Regions from separate parts of the Homo sapiens genome. Here region 1 is linked to region 2. Evidence: chromatin loops called from intact Hi-C (ENCODE). Cell type or tissue: heart left ventricle. All regions are shown on one strand. Region 1 overlaps KLF12 (KLF transcription factor 12). Region 2 overlaps KLF12 (KLF transcription factor 12).

Region 1 (2,500 bases), 100 kb before region 2:
TTTACTAGTGTCAAACACGATGTTGGGGAAATATTAGCTAATGAGGCTTAAATGGTACTTTCATGGAGCTTAAATTGTAGTGTAGAATTCGGGGAGAACACCTCCTCCCCCCACCACAACCTCTTTATTTTAGAAATGAGCATTTATAACAATATAAACCACATTATATAAGCACCACAGTTCTCAGCAGAGGAGCTTATTCTTACTATACGTTACCCAAGTCCTGCTATATCTTTCTCTCCCCAAAGAACTGAGAAACCCATATACCTAGCAAAGAATTACCCTTCTTCTAATTCTACCATGCTCCTACTGAACTCCTAAGACCCTAGTATTTGAAAAGGCAGTTTATCTGATGAATTCTCCAAGGGCTATTCCTAGTTCTCTCAGTTTTACTAAGTTTTCCTACATTCTGTTTTCCTGAACTCTTTCTGTCCCAAGACATAACTGTCCATTGCATTTATTTTCATTTTATCTTATTTTATTTTACTTTTATGAGACAGAGTCTCATTCTGTTTCCTACGCCAGGGTGCAGTGGTATGATCTCGGCTCACTGCAACCTTTGCCTTTCAGGTTCAGCCAATTCCTGTGCCTCAGCCTCCCAAGTAGCTGGGATTACAAGGCGTATGCCACCATGCCCGGCTAATTTTTGTATTCTTCGTAGAGACGAGGTTTCGCCATGTTGGCTAGGCTGGTCTCGAACTTCTGACCTCAAGTGATCCACCCGCCACAGCCTCCCAAAGTGCTGAAATTACAGGCGTGAGCCACTGTGCCTGGTCCATTTTAATTTTATTTTCTCTCTCTGACATTCTAGGGCACTGGTATCCTTGCTCAGTGGGTTCACCTCTCAGCAAAACTTCCTAGTAGCACACAAGTTGCCATATATACGCTTCCATTTAGCCAACAAACCTAATCCATAGTTTTAAAAAACACTAAGCACAGATACACAGAATGCAGCATTTTTATTTCCACTGAATAGAGTCACATGCAAATGTATAGGATGGGAAGTGGGATAAGCGGGTAGAAGTTAAACCTTTTTTTTTTTTTTGGCCCAAATCAAATATAGTCCTAAAAAATTTTCATACTCTCGAAGTCTAAAAACAAAGTAGATAACTTAGGTCTCGAATTCAGGTTTGAGTTTTACTTAAAAGGGTCATATTCACCACACTGTCTTGCAACACTAAACTAGCTGGGAAAATCCGGGGGCATGGAAGAAAAAATAATTAGGGGCATGGTAGAAAAAATAACTAGATTACCTAGAGTTCTCGTGTCTTTCAGTTCATGTCATTTTAAAATTCTGCCACTAGATGGCAATAAAAAGACTGTCCTTTTCATTACAGGTCTCATGGTTCCATATTACATGACTTCTGGAAAAGGTGATTTGGTTGATATGAAAGAGAAAAATCAAGACTCAGAAAAAGGTAGAATGGTGAGGAGTGGAGGGAGACAGAGAAAAACAACTGAGAAAAGGAAGAAGACAGAAAAATGGAGGGAAGGTGAGAGAAAAAAGGTGTTAGAACTGAGGGGGTTACTTTGAAAGGGAGGTGCAGAAAGGGCAAGGAAAAGGGAAGGGGCTGAGTGAAAGCAAGGAGAGATGCAGTGGGGTCTCTCTGAAACTTTTTGGACAGGAACCACAGTAAGAAATACGTATTTCAGCATGACTAGTATATATACACACCCCCTGCCCGCAGTACCACATTTGCATATATGTAAACAAGTTAATGAACAAAAGTTTCATGGAATAATATTTATTTGGGTGACACTCTCAGATACTTTTCAACCTACTCCATTCTATTTCATTTCTTTAAAATCACTCATTGTGAGCTACTAAACTGATATCCAACCAGAAATGACCCCCAGTGTGATAATCATTTTAGTCTACTGTAAACTAGAGCTGGCTTTTAAAAAGAATTTCTCTTTTAAGTGCCACAGCTAGGACTGGGAGATATTCCTGGCTTTGTAAATTGCCCATAAAACATTTGTTGAATAAATGAACTAATTATTAAAAGAAAAAAAAAAAGGTGAAGCTGCTTGGTCTTGAAAAACACATACAATTGGCCAATGATCAAAGTAGCATTTCCCCTACATAAAGGTGGCTGGAGAAAGAATTGAGTATGTGATTATCACCCAGTAAATTGGTAGCTCTTTTTTATTTATTGGATAGAAAGACAAATATCAATTAGTTGTTTTCTAAAGAATACAAAGCAGAATACCCAGTTAATCAAATTTCCCCATTAACAAAGGAAAACAGGCAGAGTGAAAGAGCTGAGAAAATAGTAACATAGTCTGGAACAGAAAAAGAATTATTAAGGGAGTAAGAAAAAAACAGGGAACAGAAACCACAGCCACAGAGTTGTAAATTATTAAAAAGCCAATTTAAAACCGTGCTGGTAATGATTCTAAGACTAAGTTTCCCTCTTGAATCTCATATTCTTCCTTCTTTCATTTGTTCCTACTAATGAAAAGGTGTTTACTTACTAAATATGTTTTCACATATGTATGT
Region 2 (2,500 bases):
GGTCTGGCCAAGGTGGATATTTCCTGGTAGTTAAGGCATGGAGTATTGACGTGATTCTATACTTGTCTGCGGCAATGCCTGCACCCTTTCTAGCTACATGGCTATGGCAAAGAGGCATCAGGCTCGCTTCCCCAAGGGTAACAGAAAGGAATCTGTCTTCCACTCAATTACTGACTGCTTAGAGCACTTAAAATGAGCAAAACACCCAATCTCTTTCCCTGTTTCTGCCGCACTATTGCCGCTCTTCTCTGCCGGCCCACGGATCAGAACTGTACCTGGTTCTACAGGAGAGAAGAGAGGCAGGATAACCAATGGCTTCAACACCCTTGCAGTTAGTGTAGACACTCAGGTCAGCTCCTTCCCCGCGGCAGATTCCTCAGACTTAGGAAATAAACAGTGAGGGTGACTAAGAAATGTTGCTTTCAGGTCTCCCTCTGAGTCCTCTGCACCTATGTAGTTTTCAAAAATATTTTTATTTAGAGAGCTCATCTTTTCTTTTTAAAACATTTTAATTTAAAGAATTTCAAATACACAAAATTAGGCAGAATAAACTATTTTCATTTTTTTGGTTCCATGATTCTGTTTTTATTCTGTTATTGACATTATTTTTTGTGTTCCATTATTTCACATAATAAACTCTAATCAGAATTTGAAACATTCTTCCAGATATCCTTAAATAAAAATTCAAATTAAAAAAAGAGTTCTAATTTCAGATCTACCTACCCTATGTCTACTTGGAGAATTATGAATTAACATAGATGTTGAAATCTCTACTAGATACTTCATGAGAATTGCAGCAACATAAACGAAAGTAATAGGGCCTTTTTCTCCTGTTTTTCTTCAAAAGAACACTGACTCAGTACCCACCAAAGGCAGGCAGGCTCCTGTGAAGATGGGTGGTTAATTCCATCTTCCAGGTGAGTAGGATTAAAGGAGAGAGACTAAGCATGACCCACACAGCTGGTACCAGGCTGAATACCATCTGAACTCAGGTCTTTCTCACTTTGAAGTCTGTGAATTTACACTTCCATACACAGGAAGCTTCACTGCAGTAAGACTCATAAATGCATAAACAGAAAGGCTCTGTCTCACCCCTTGCTCCTCACCAGGATCATAGAATGGCAGACTTCACCTGGGAGAGAAGCCCTCATCTCCAGCACCCCCACTGTATGGATGAGGGCATAGAGGCCTGGAGATAGAAAATAACTTCCCAATGTCATTCCAGCTGGTGAACTGCAGGGCCAGGAATAAAATCACATAGTATATCTCTGGGGCAGTATCCTCTATATACTACCTTATCTCTGGGTGTGATAGTTCTAATACTCTTCTTGTTTCAGTCCTTTGCTTAGTAACATGTTAGAACATCCAAAGGCTAACAGCATTTGGGAAGCTCTTGTAACAGCAGGACGCACGCACCAAAGTCACAGACAAAGTCATTCAAGCACTCCTTGCTGTGCCCCTGAAGCGTATCACAAGAGCACATGCCCTTCCTAGAGGCTGCCAGCAGCATGTGCTGTGTTACCGACAAGCAAGAAAACCGAAGTCACATTTCAGGTGACTGCAATAATTATCTACCTAGCTTTCACTTAACTAAAAATGCAAGAGTCAGAGAACTCCAAACAGAAGGCACACAGAGGTGGTGCCCATATGCTACCACACCTATCCGGTTCACATGGCTACGAGATGAGGACTCCTGTCACCAATGAGAATGCGTATTTCCAATATTTACAATTTTGATTTTTATGTTCACAATAACCCTATGACATAGAGCAGGTTGACAATTATCTATTGACTGGTTTTATATTTTTCACCATGCTAATTATAATGCCCAGACAAGCTGAATAAATAATGTATTCACCATGTGCCAGAAACTATAAGAGATACAAACCAGAAATATAAGAAATAGTCCTTGTCCTCTAGGAGTTTACACTCTGATTGAAGACACATGACCACATACACACAGCATAAATCTCATTAAGAGAATGAGGCAAGGCAGCCAGAACTTTTCACAGAAGAGATGCAGGCCTGTTCCCAGTCTGTCTTTAACCTCTGAAATGTGCTCCTCAGGTCCTGAATTCCTTGGAGGGGTGGGGAGACATGCAGAGCCCACCTGACAGCAGAAGACCTAAAGGACTCTTTCTAACACGCAGCAGAGAACAACTACATGCCTTTCTGGTGCACTGAAACACAAGGGCATGTAGAGTAGCATATCTTTAAAATGCTGTGTGCAGCCTGAGATAAATACCAACTTTTCTTCACCAAAAGATTGAGATTAGTATCTATTTCTTAAAGACAGAGTACCAAAACTAGGTTTTTCAGAGTGATTATACATTCCAACCAATGTACCACCTTCAGGCTTTCTTCAAGCTTTCTCATTCATTGTTGTGACACAGACAAGTTTCTATCGCTTTTTGTTCACTGTTAACTAACATGTCTCATCTTTTTCAAAAGTCCATAATCAGCTGGGCATGGTGGCACATGTCTATAACCCCAGCTACTT

What was found. Peaks named below come from ENCODE experiments on the same cell type or tissue, not always from the same donor. Only the 100,000 strongest peaks of a DNase experiment are listed, where the experiment ranks them.
Region 1: a loop joins it to region 2, with 1.9 times the contacts of the local background. A loop is called at or near these places in 3 of 110 quality-filtered maps.

What each region holds. Positions count from the first base shown.
Region 1 is chr13:73,834,036-73,836,535 of GRCh38, forward strand. The region is part of intron 4 of KLF12 (KLF transcription factor 12); the gene reads right to left. Among named protein-coding and RNA genes, the nearest start is that of LINC00393, 170 kb to the left of the region's middle. In heart left ventricle, a CTCF peak has its summit at 1,297 (motif pointing right); no DNase peak of the experiment used is centred here.
Region 2 is chr13:73,938,815-73,941,314 of GRCh38, forward strand. All of the region lies in intron 3 of KLF12 (KLF transcription factor 12), which reads right to left. Among named protein-coding and RNA genes, the nearest start is that of KLF12, 190 kb to the right of the region's middle. In heart left ventricle, a CTCF peak has its summit at 1,516; no DNase peak of the experiment used is centred here; H3K27ac peaks cover 1,352 bases.